2 separate regions of the Mus musculus genome follow, and region 2 is linked to region 1. A link is a loop called in an ENCODE intact Hi-C map of the cell type or tissue named here. Cell type or tissue: left cerebral cortex. All regions are shown on one strand. Each heading gives the region's core, and the rest is flanking DNA. Links, peaks and the distances in the headings are about the cores only. Region 1 holds the start of Srsf4 (serine and arginine-rich splicing factor 4). Region 2 holds the start of Gmeb1 (glucocorticoid modulatory element binding protein 1).

Evidence for each region. A loop is a pair of places that touch in the nucleus more often than their neighbours do. Peaks named below come from ENCODE experiments on the same cell type or tissue, not always from the same donor. Only the 100,000 strongest peaks of a DNase experiment are listed, where the experiment ranks them.
Region 2: a loop joins it to region 1, with 4 times the contacts of the local background. A loop is called at or near these places in 1 of 42 quality-filtered maps.

What each region holds. Positions count from the first base shown.
Region 1 is chr4:131,870,629-131,876,969 of GRCm38, reverse strand. It overlaps Srsf4 (serine and arginine-rich splicing factor 4), which reads right to left and starts at 3,331. Exons shown (of 6, transcript NM_020587.2): 1 at 3,100-3,331. The coding sequence starts at 3,206. In left cerebral cortex, for the core only: no CTCF peak of the experiment used is centred there; DNase peaks (open chromatin) are centred at 2,412, 2,913 and 3,484; H3K4me3 peaks cover 3,142 bases; H3K27ac peaks cover 1,629 bases.
Region 2 is chr4:132,259,380-132,265,720 of GRCm38, reverse strand. Gmeb1 (glucocorticoid modulatory element binding protein 1) reads left to right here and starts at 4,172. Exons shown (of 10, transcript NM_020273.2): 1 at 4,172-4,230. It overlaps Gm28874 (a long non-coding RNA gene), which reads right to left. Exons shown (of 2, transcript XR_390809.4): 1 at 5,121-6,341. In left cerebral cortex, for the core only: a CTCF peak has its summit at 2,822 (motif pointing left); DNase peaks (open chromatin) are centred at 4,068, 4,517, 4,722 and 5,040; H3K4me3 peaks cover 1,962 bases; H3K27ac peaks cover 1,687 bases.

The sequences.
Region 1 (6,341 bases), core at 729-5,728:
TCTGGGTTGGCTGGTATAGTAAAGGAGCAGGCAGGCAAGGCAACGCTGAGCTGCTTGTATGCATGCCTCTCCCCCAGACCCAAAGAGAAGCCACAAAATCCTTCCCTGGACTTAAATCTTTATTCTGCACGCATAAAGAATGCTACATAATTAATTCTCAACTTTATCTACAACCCATGTGCCAACACCCAAGATACCTCACCTTAACAGATGTGAACACTCTAGCAATTCTTTAAAGTCCCATTAATCTAAAATCTGTTTTAGAGTTTCAATCCAGAAATGTTCAAAAACATTTCCCTGTAAGGAAACCTACCATCGTCCTAGGCTTAAGACTACGCACCCCCACATTACACTCTCCTTTTGTTCTATTGCTTCCTTTCAGTCTCCCGGCACCTCCACCATCTGTCTTCTTCCCGGAAGTCATTTTCCTTTGCAATGATTTCAGGATGATGCTAGGTTGTACTGCATGGAATTAGCGCCTGTCACACCTGTCTTTAAGCCCCAAATAACTTTCTATTCCTTATTTCAACCTTGATCTATGATGGACTTCATTTACACCATCCGTTATTTGGCAATATGAGAATCCAAGTTCCTAAAAGATGTAGGCAGCTAAAGTTCTGAGAGTGTCTGTCCTCTTAGATTCCCTGAGTTGTTCCATGTTTCCTTCAAGAGTCTTTGAATTCTATTCATGATTTAAAATTTAGTGTAAAACTCCTTTAAATTTTTTTTTACTATTTATCTTTACTTTTATTCTCTTAAATTTATTTTATGTGTCTGGAGGTTCTGCCTGCATGTTTAACTGTTTACCACAAGCCTGCCTAGTGCTGGAGGACAGAAAGTGTCAAATTCCCCAGGACTGGATGGAGACACAATTGTGTGCTCCCATGTGGGTGCTGAGAATTGAACCCAGGTCCTCTGGGAACACAGCCAGTGACTCTAATGATGGAGCCATCTCTCCAATCCCCTAGTGTAAAACCTTTAATAGTTGTTTCTGGTCTGGTGTTAAATTTCTAGGTCTTAACAGCTAGACTGTTAAGAGTTGGTCCTTACTGGACCACTTCTTCACCAATTCCAACATAACATATTTCTGGACATTTCTCTTTCTTCATTTCAAGTCCTAGTAAATCCATACTTCAAAGCTCATTTTAAGAAAAATCTATTCTGGGCTGGAGAGATGGCTCAGTGGTTAAGAGCACTGGCTGCTCTTCCAGAGGACCTGGGTTCAATTCCCAGCAACCAATGGCAGCTCACAACGGTCTTCAACTCCAGTTCCAGGGGATCTGAGACCCTCACACAGACATACACGCAAGCAAAACATCAATGCACATAAAAGTAAAAATAATAGAAAAAGAAAATCAATTTTAGTAAACTATCCTACATTTTAGTTGTCTGAGTTTTAAGTGAGAACAAGCATTCCTTGACTCAAAAGGCATGTCAGTCACAGCAGGTTAGTCAGAAACTGTTCTGTCTCCTTCCTCAATTCCTGCAGTGCAGCTGTTGCAGTGCAGGGGATCCTGTTGGCGCATTAGTAACCCGAGCAAGTGATCAGTTTTGCCCTACTACCTTTTTCAACACTCACCCACTCCTTGAGAAAAGAGACCTCACCAAATATACTGCTAGCAAACACTAAGGGGCTAAGATGCTGCTTAATGACTCTATTACAGAGGATGGCGAAAGCTTTATACTTTTTCTACCTGACCTTCCTTTTTATGAATGAGAAAACAGGTTCAGAGAAACTAAGTCACTTGCTCAAAGAAACTTAAATTGAGGAGCAAGGTTTGACTCAGACTTATCTGTCTTCCAAACCCCTTGTTTTTCCCCTACAAAAGGGAGGGGGTAAGGGGGGTCGGTTAATCTCTCACATGTAAGGTTAAATATCACAAAAACAATACTCTCATGCCAGCTGGTTCGCTCTGTAAGAACAAAAATGAGAAATTGTCTTTGTGAATCGAATCCAGGATTCATAAACATTTTATCGAAGTCTTGTTCTCAGCAAGGAGAGTCTTTTAAGTGTCAATTATTCGAAATCTAGACAGCTTTGAGAACCTGCTGGTTCATTTGCCATTCATACTAAAGTGTATGTCTTCTCAAATGTCAATTACTACTGGTCTCATTGGACCAAACACAAAGTCGAAAAAAACAAAACAGGCAAGAAATAAACACAGCAAAAACCAAGGGTTCCCCTAACACCCAAGGTTTAGTGCTTCCGACGCCGTTCCGGTGCTTAATGCCTTTCAAGTCCTACCTAATAATTCTCAGCTCCCAAGCAAAAGATGCTCGTACAATCTCTAGGCATGACAACTCACCCGTTTTCCCCGAACCTGGTAGTCCCTGCTAGCCTTGCTTCGCCAAAGCAGATTAGAAATACAAGCCCAGATTGTACGGGGAAAGCTGTTAAGTAGGCAATTTGGAGATGTGTCTCCACTTGCACCAGCAGCCGACGCAGACCTGGCCAGGATGGCCCTTACCCACTCAAAAAATCCTACGACAGCAATCATTTTCCGGCAAGTTGGAGAGCCGAAACCACAACGTGGAAAACTCTGTAAGGACTCCCCAAGATAACGAGCTAGGACTTTAATTTACTCTCGGAAAGGGAGCGGTCAAGGCTTGAAGCGCGGCAAGCCAGTACTTTCGAAACTGTCACTGCACTACAAAAACTAGTGTCTCCCGCCCAAAGTGTGGCACGCGAAAAAGCCAGAGCTCCAGTCCTCAGAAACACACGCCGGGAAGCCTCTGGCCGGTCAGGCTGGGGAACGGGGAGAAGAGGGCCGGAACCCTCATCTGCTCCTGGCAGCCCCAGAGCGGGAAAGGGCCGCCTCGGACCCATAGTCCAGCGACGGAAACCCAGGCCTCCCCGGCGCCCGGAGCCCCAGTCTAACCCGGGCCTCCGTCCCCATTATCCCGCCACCACCCCCGCCCGCGCAGGCGCAGTGGGAGCCGGGCCTACCCGCGCCCCCGAGGCACCGCCGCCATGGCGGAGCGGAGGAGGCCGGCGGCGGCTTAGCGCCCAGCGAGCGCCGCGCTCGCGTCCCCGCGGCCTCCTAGCCACAGCCGCGGCCCTGTCAGCCCCCCGGCCGGCCCCTCCGCCGCCCTCCTCACCCGTTCTTCAGATCCACCTCCAGGATCTTCCCGTAGCCCTTAAAGAAGCGCTCCACATCGCGCTCCCGGGCCTGGTAGCTCAGGCGGCCGATGTACACCCGCGGCATTCCGGCGGCGGCAGCTGGCCCCGGCCCCCCTCAGGCGGCGGCCGGCGAAGGGAAAACGCGGCGGCGGCGGTAACGGGCGGGCGGCGGGACGGACGCAGCCGAAGCCCGGCGACGTACGCGAGCACGCAGCTCGAGAACGCGCGCCCCCGTCTCCCTACCCCCCCCCCCCCGGCGGAGGGGAACGGGAGGGAGCGCGCGCCCGCTTCCCGCCTGGTCAGGGGCGGGGGCGGGGCTTTACTGGAGGCGCGCCGGCGCGGGGCGGGACCTGGCCGAGTGAGCGACAGCTGCAGCACGTCCTCTCGCGAGCTCGCCGTGGCAGCGGCACTTCCCCCGGAAGTGCCTGCGCGGGTGCGCGCCGAGCGGGTGTTCCCGCCTTTGTCCTTTGCTCTGGTAGACTTTCTGTTTTGGGGTGGTTTTCGGTAAACGTCCCTGTGGGAAGTTAGTGGATCCATGACCTTGGGCCCATTTTCCTTTCTCTCGGATCTTTGAGTCTCTTTTATCTTCCTTGTACTTTCAGGGTTGTCTCTACAGTGTCGATACTAGGTATGTAAAAGTGTTCCAATAATTGGTTCGGTATTATTTTGCGGTGTTGTGGATCGAACTCAGGGCCATACGGATGTTAACAAGTGCCCTATCTCTGAGTTACATCTCAGATTTAATTTTTATTTTTTAAAGCACTGACTGCCAGAGGTCCTGAGTTCAATTGCCAGCAACCACATGGTGGCTCACAACCATCTGTAATGGGAATCGGATGCCCTCTTCTAGGGTGTCTGTCTAAAAACAGCTACACTGTACTCATACACATAAAATAAATCCTTAAACAAAAAAGTTCTGACTGTCCTAGAAATAGCCCTGTAGACCAGGCTGGCCTGAAACTTTGCCTGTCTGCCTATTGGCTGGGATTAAAAGCATGTGCCAAACTATGTCCGTTCAGTTTAGTGCCTTGTAGTTAGATTAAGCACGACAGAAAATTACTATTTTCTTTTTTTGTTTATTCATTTTGAGAAAGGGTTTTTCTGTATATCCCCGGCTGTCCCGGAACTCCCTCTGTGGACCAGGCTGGCTTCAAACCTGCCTGCTTCCCAAGTGCTAGAGTTAAAGGTGTACCCCATCTCTGCCAGCTCAGAAAAAATTTCTAACCTGCAAGATTATAATCTATAGATGTCCAGTGTATTGCCAAAATAACCAAATGTAATGAACTGTGCTGGGGCATGTGGGTGCTCAGTAATGAAAGGTTCCTTTTCAGCTTTGCCCAGGAATCACTGAGGGGTTTAGTCTCTTTACTGCATTTCCACTTTAACTGATGTGCTGGGTAAAGTTTTCTCTTCTGCATCTTCTGCTTTCCTTTCTAGAGGCAGTTTCTTAAGTATTCCTTTAGAAGTTAATTTACCATACAGCACTTGGCTTTTCTTTTTTAAGACAAGAACTTTCTATGTCTAATGGCCTTTGACTAACCTGTAAAAGCCTTTCTAAGAACTGTGATTGTCAATTGCAGGTGTGCATCACACCTGATTTTTTTTTTTTTTTTTTTTTTTTTTTTTGAGACAGGGTTTCTCTGTATAGCCCTGACTGTCCTGGAACTCACTCTGTAGACCAGGCTGGCCTCGAACTCAGAAATCCACCTGCCTCTGCCTCCCGAGTGCTGGGATTAAAGGCGTGCACCACCACGCCCGGCTTACACCTGATTTTTGTCTCACTATATTTTAGTCATTTCAGAAGCATATGAAAAGCACTTAAGACCATTTTGTCTTATAACACACTTTTTTATACACAGTAACTTACCTAGTCACTATTCTAGTGAAGAATTGAGACAGGGTCCAACCTTTGGTTTTTAGAATTGCCACAATCAGTGACCATGTATATTCAAATAGTATCTATCCTGGAAATGGGAATGTCATTAAGGACATACTTCTGGCAGAACACTTGTCTAACCTAGCCTTGATCCTCAGCATCGCCTAGACATACAACTTGGGAAGTAGGAGTACTAGGTTAAAGGGTATAGGCATTTGACTTAGGGACAGTCTCACTTCTTATCCTCAGCTGGCCTTGGATTTACAGCAGCTCTCTTGCCTCAGCTTCCTGAGTGCTGAGGGTTGCAGGCATGGATCACAGGGCCTGCTTCAGCATGTGTAACATGGTAGCTGTTGGGTCTCAAATACTCAACGTATTATCAATGTTTTGATTTAGCCAGGTGATGGTGGCCCATGCCTTTAATCCCAGCACTAAGGAGGCAGAGGCAGGCAGATTTCTGAGTTCTAGGTCAGCCTGATCTACAGAGCAAGTTCCAGTACAGCTAAGGCTACACAGAGAAACCCCGTCTTGAAAAAAAGTTTGTCAATCCAGCGAAGAGGTATCCTCCAGGCCATTTGGTTTGCAGTTACCTTGAGGGAACCAGCCTCTCTTCATGTCCTTCATGCTCTCTTGTAGCTTCAGGGCACCTGTACACACAGGGCATACACACCTTGACACGTTTTCATTTGTGTTTTATTCTTTGCCCATTTTACTTGATTTATAGTTCACTATAGATTAGGGAAATCAGCAGCTTGCCAAATGAATTGTAGATACTTCACCAGCATGTTGACTTTTGGCATTACCATGTTTCTTGGGTGTGAACGCACTGGCAGACAGTTCTAAGGAAGTGCTTCTGTCTTTCACGGTGTGATCCAGGGATTTAACTCAGGTCCTCAGACTTTTATGACACACTTGTGTTTTGCCTAAATAGAGACCCCTAATTTTATGTTATAATCAAAGGCTTTCTCACTTTGAGGTCTTGTGTTTCTTTTGGAAGTAGGGTCACACATAGTCCAGGTTGACCTGGGAACTTGCTATGTAGCTGAGGTGGACTCTCCCAAATGCTGGAAGTACAGGTCTGAGCCAACATACTTGGCTTGAGGTTTTAAGTTTGTTTTAAATTTAGTTTTGTGTATATGGATGTGAGTACAGGTGCCTGTGGAGGCCAGGTGTCAGGTCTTCCTGAAGCTGGAGTTACAGTGGTTATGAGCCACTTGATTTGATTTGGGTGCTGGGAACAATTCTGGTCTTCTGCAAGAGCAGTGTATGTATGCTCTTAAGTGCTGAGCCAGCTCTCCGTCTCTCTCTACTGGTTACAAGGTTAGCTTTGTACAGCAGCAGCTT
Region 2 (6,341 bases), core at 837-5,836, 390 kb before region 1:
AAAAAAAAAAAAAAAGAAGAAGAAGGAGGAGGAAGAGGAGGAGGAGGAGGAGGAAGAGGAGGAAGAGGGCAGGTAGACTGAAAAAGGAGTTCAAGTTTTCAAGTTTGGTTCTAAGGACCTGTGGGGCATTAGAAGACTGAATACTTAAAGCAGCAGGGCAGAGAGCAGGCCGACGACCAGGAGGCTCTGACTGCTAGAGCCTCAGGAGGAGACCAAGCCTAACTACAGAGAAGAGGGATGGGCTTCTCGTTTTGTTTAGTTTTTTGCTCCTTGAGACAACAACTCACAAGCTGGATTAGAACTCACTATGTAGGGCTAGGGAAATGGCTCAGTGGTTAGGAGCACTGGTTGTTCTTTCAGAAGGTTTCATTCCTGGCATCCATAGGGCAGCTCACAACTGTCTGCAATCCAAGCCCCAAGAGATCTAACACCCTCACCTAGACTACTATGTAGACAAAACACCAATGCACTAAAACTAAAAAACAAAAACAAACAAAAAAAACCCTCTCGGGGGCTGATGAGATGGCTTAGCAGTTAAGAGCACTGACTGCTCTTCTGGAGGTCCTGAGTTCAAATCCCAGCAACCACATGGTGGCTCACAACCACCCGTAATGAGATCTGAAGACAGCTACAGTATACTTACATATAATAAATAAATAAAATCTTAAAAAACAAACACACCCTCTCTATGTAGCTCAGGCTAGTCTCAAACTCATAACCCTGCTTGCTTCGCCCTACCCAGTGTTGGGAGTATAGAGGCATTTCAGATGTATTTGTAGGGACTGGAGAAGATCGTATGTCAAAACAAAAATCAGAGAGATACACTTAAAACATTCAAGTCTCAATCTTTCCTCCAAAGCTACTGCCTGAGGTCCCCTGGAGAGCCCGTCCTGGTATATGCATACACCATTATGTGCACACAGCCTCTCCCCAGTAGACGCCCCTTCAGAACAGTTGTCTCCTCCATTGGTCAACTTCCCTTTTCACTCAAACAAACAGAATCCTCCCCTGATCGAAATCGGCTAACCCCCGGAATGATGAAGGGTGAGACAAATCCAGACCTGGCAGCGAGCATCTCTATAACATTGTATTATATGTTTGGTTTGGGTTCCTAGAGAAAGAAGCTAGCACTTCACAGGTACTAGAAAATTCACCGTGTCTCAGGCTGACCTCGAACTTGTGATCTGTATGCCTCTCCCCAGTAGCAGAGGATGTAGGAACTGGGCTACCTGGCTGGGTCCAAGCAACTTTCTTTTTCTTTCCTTTGCTTTTTTTCTTTTCTTTCTTTTCTTTTCTTTTTTTTTTTTTCCGAGACAGGGTTTCTCTGTGTTGCCTTGGCTGTACTGGGACTTGCTGGCCTTGAACTCAGAGAGATCTGCCTGCCTCTGCCTCTCCAGGGCTTAACCATCACCTGACTGTGAAGTAAATTCCTAGTATGCACCAGACACTGGGTTTGATCCCAGTACCCTCAAACCAAATCAAAGCCCAAATATACTAACACCTCTTTAATTCCTAAGAAACAGCTTTTAGTGAGCTAAAAAAATAAAAAGTGTAATTCAGAATTGTGTATGTATAATAAATCATGAAGGTAAAGAAGGAGGAAAATTAATAGAAAAATATTGGCTGGGAATATGTCAGTTATAAGTAGAAATACATTCTGTGTTTTCCAACCCTTTGTGAGCATTTGGTAACAGGAGGAGTGATTAAGTGGGGGTGGGGTCTCTCATAGCACTTACCTCGGAAAGCCAGCAGTCATCTTATTACCTTGGTTTATTATTTGTTCCCTTCATTCAAGCAACATAATAAAGAAACACAATCACAGTTGTCGCTCCTCCTCGGTGCTTTCCCTACAAGCTCCATTCACTGCCATCCAGCTCCATTTAGTCCCCAGCCTCAGAGAGGACTCCACCCAGCAGGAACAGCTCTCCTGCTGAACCCAGTGGCTGACCTAGGCTTTCCCCTTCAGAGCTGTCGCAGTCTCCAGACATACTAGAAAAGGGCATTGGATGCCCATTACAGATGGTTGTGAGGCACCATGTGGTTGCTGGGAATTGAACTCAGGACCTCTGAAGAGCAGTCAGTGCTCTTAACCAATGAACCAACTCATCCAGCCCCTAAGATCTTATTTCTTATTTATAACTGTATGTGTGTTTGTTCGCGTGAATGCAGTATCACCGGAGGCCAGAACAGGAGTTGGATCCCCTAGAGATAAGAGTTACAGGCAATAATGAGTCAACCCACATGAGTGCTGGGAACCTGACTCAGATCCTTAGCAAGAACAGTACACACCTTACTTGCTGAGCCATCTCTCCAGCCCCCAATGTTTCTTTTCGTGCTTGCTCAGTTAAAATGCTCTCACATCCAAAAAAGAAAAAAAAGAAAAGCTGGGCGTGGTGTCGCACGCCTTTAATCCCAGCACTTGGGAGGCAGAGGCAGGTGGATTTCTGAGTTTGAGACCAGCGTGGTCTACAAAGTGAGTTCCAGGACAGCCAGGACTACAGAGAAACCCTGTCTCAAAAAACCAAAAAAAGGGCTAGAGAGATGGCTCAGTGGTTAAGGGCACTGACTGCTTTTCCAGAGGTCCTGAGTTCAATTCCCAGGAACCACATGGTGGCTCACAACCATCTGTAATGGGATCTGATGCCCTCTTCTGGTGTGTCTGAAGACAATGACAGTGTATTCACATATATGAAATAAATAAATAAATTCTTAAAAAACAAAACAAGGGCTGCAGAGATGGCTCAGCAGTTAAGAACACTGACTGCTCTTTCAAAGGTCCTGAGTTCAAATTCCAGCAACCACATGGTGGCTCACAAGCATCTGTAACAATATCTGATGCCCTCTTCTGGAGTGTCTGAAGACAACAGTGTACTTACATATAATAAATCTTAAAAAAAAAAAACCCGCTCTCACACACTTATATATCTTTTTTAAAAATCACATTTAGAGTGGTGGCATACTCCTTTAATCCCAGCACTTGGGAGGCAAAGGCAGGCGGATTTCTGAGTTCGAGACCAGCCTGGTCTACAAAGTGAATTCCAGGACAGCCAGGGCTACACAGAAAACCCTGTCTCAATTAAAAAAAAAAAAAAAAAAAAAATCACTATGTAGGTTCGAGTGGTGGAACTCAGGTGGTCAGGAGCCTGCACCCAACGTGCCATCTCTACACACACACACACACACAGCCCACAACCTGCCCTTTGGAAGCAAAGAAGACAGATACAACACAATGTCTATAGGAAGAAAGATGGGAAATAACCCTTGTGGGTCTTCTGCACGTGTTCTACCTACCGACCTACTTCCCTCCTCACACCCCTCATCTCTACGTTTGGCTTGCTTTTTTTTTTTGAGACAAGGTCTCATTATGTAGCCACAGCTGGCCTAGAACCCACTATGTAGACCAGGCTAGACAGGAATTGTGGAATTAAAAGCGTGTACCACCAGCACGTGCCGACGTTCCTGTTTAACTTTCAAAGATGAGAATGAAAGAGTAAGGTGGCTCTGAGGAATTTATAAACCAAAAGCATCTAACCCCAAGGCCTGACCACATTGCCTTAAAGCTTGTCAGTTACTATTCCCCGGCCTCAGAAACTTGCCCAAGTACTTTTCAAGTATCATTTCATTGTACATGAACGACATGTACCTTTCGGGAAATAGGTGGCTTAGAGTTGTCAAGTCACTGCACAGTTGTTGTACCGGTTCCAAGGAAGTTCAAATTTGAACTCCGAACCCGGACAAGCAGGAAAACCTGCGCAAAGAGCCATGGTTTGGACGCGGGAAGGGGTTACTATCTATGCTCAGCAGCATCTTTTCATTCCACATTGGTAACCTGAAATCCTGATAAATTGTAAGCGTCAATAAAGAGGATTTGGAGAAAGAAAAGCCCTAGTCCTCCACAAGAGTCAGGGCGAGATGACCTCTGCATCTAAACCTTATTCAGTCCCCTGGGGCCTCCCGCGACTTCTCCAACACTGCCTTTCTAGGACCGAAGGCCTAAGCTCTCAGGCTCCCCTAAATCGCTAGGCTGAGGGGGGAGGTGTATCCCCTGCGCGGCCCGCAATAAGGACGCGTCCCCTTTAAGGCGCCGGCTCGCCCGCCGCGGCGGCCGGAAGTGCTGGAGCCCGGCTTGGCGGCGGCGGTGGCGGCGGCCGCCGTGGCGGCTTTGTGCGCATGCTCCGTCGCCCGCCCGCCCTGGCCGCTCGCCGCCCGCCCGCCCGCCCGACGGAGACGGTGAGGAGGGGGAGGGGTGGGCGCGCGGCGCGGCGAGGGCTGGGGGCGGGGGGGGGCGGGCGCGGGGGCCGCGCGGCGGCCGGCGACGGCGACGGCGAGGGCGAGGGCGAGGGCGGGCGGGCGCGCAGGGGGCGGGGGGCTGCTGCCTCCGCGGGCGCCTCCCCACGCCCTGTGCGTGCCGCCGCCGCCGCCGGGGAGCGAGCGGACGTCGCGGCGCCGCGGGGGGGGTGGGGGGACGCTGCCGCTGGGTCCGCCCGAGCCGCCGGGCCGCCCCCAGCGTGGCCGGCCGGGCCTAGGCTCCGGGTCCTACGAACCCCGTACTGGGCGGGGGTTGGGGGGGTGGGGAAGGCTCGGCGCCCCCGGACCGAGGGGCCCGGAAGTCCTCGCGGAGGGGCCAGGGGAATCCCTCCCCACCCCAAAAATACGGGGTTTGGGAGCTTGGGCCTTGCGCGGAGGAGCTGGGTCAGGCCTGGGTCGGGCCGGGTCGGGGGAGAGGGCGGCGTGCTGGGGTGGGGGTGGGGTGCAGGGAATAGGGTCAAGCCTTCGCCCGAGGGGAGAGGCCTGGGCCACCAGACCTGGAGAGGAGGAGGAGGAGGAGGAGGAGGAGGAAGGTCCTTTGGAGGGCTTAGGAGAGGAGGCAGCGTCCTTCCCAAGATGAAGGGCAGTAAGAAGGAGAAGGGTCCCCGTGAGGGCTTCAGAGTGGAGGGCCTCCGGTGGCTAGGTGGAGAGTAGGGTGGTTTCCTGCGTCAGGAGACGAGGGAAGCCTAAGGTTATGGGGTTAGTGAGAAGGTACTTGCTGGGAAGAGGGTACCCCTTGCTTTCAGAAATGACAGGGAATTGGCCAGGTGTCCTCGGTTTGAGAGGCAAGAGAAATGTGGGCAGAATCTTACCCGAGGGTCTTGACCTGGCTGTCCAAGGAGCAAGGAAACCCTGAGCTCTCAAAATGCGACCTGTTACTGACTCTAGGAGAACCAGGAAGTAGGGGTTTTCTCCACATCTGTACACTCTTGCCATCTGCCCAGCCCCCTTTCCTTGGCTAGTATTATGGAACGTTTTCATAAGAGCTTGGGCCTAACGCTTCTAATTTTTCAACCATATAATAACTTGTTTTTCTTTTATACTTAAGTTCATTGAGTAGGTGTATTTGAGCTTTGTTGGGTTAGTTTGGGCCCTGTTTTGATTTCTTACACTCTTAGAGGGGTGACTTTTAAAAACGTATTCCTTGATTCCTTCAAACACCTATATAGGAGTCTCCATCCAATCTGTGATTTATATAGAACTTCACTTCCTCTGGATACTTCCTGCAGAGTGAAATGACCTTGGGTTCATTATATCTGAGTTCACTTTGGCTGAACAACCAAGTGCATACGGTGGACTTAGTGAGTTTTGTGCTTAAGTAATAAAGTTGCAAATTGGAGACTTGTTGTTGGTTTTGGCTATTTATTTGAGACTGGGTTTCTCTGTGTGGCTCTGGCTGTTTTGGAACTGGCCTCCAATTGTTTAGGTATTTGAGACAGGGTATCTCTGTAGTCCTTACTGGCCTTGCACTCAAGAGATTTACCTGCCTCTGCCTTACGAGCGCTGGGATTAAGGGCATATGCCATCATTGCCTGGCTTTTGTTTGTTTCTTTTTGAGATAAAGTCTCCTTTTAGTTTGGCTGGTGTCAAACTCAAAAGAGATTTCACCTGCCTCTGCCTCCAAAATATGCCAGGCTGCTCTGTATGTTAGTTATTTGACACCGGGGCTCACTATGTAGCCCTGGCTGGCTTTGAACTTATGGTAGTCTTGCCTCAGATGCCCAGGTTCGTGCTTGTAGATGGGAGATGATCATACCAAGCACGTGCTTGCTTTTCTTTTCTTTTCTTTCTTTTTATTTTCTTGGCATCTTTCTCTGTAGCTCTGGTTTGACTGGCACTTGCCGTGTAGACCAGACCGACTTTACACTTGCATATCTTTCTGCTTCTGCCTCTCCTGGGCTAAGATTTTAAATTTAGATTTATTACCTGGCACGGTGGCACACGCTGTTCTTCCTGTCCTCACTCACTTGTAAAGCAGCAGCAGGCAGATATCCTAGTCTGAGGCCAACTACATTGCATGTTCCAGCCTGTGT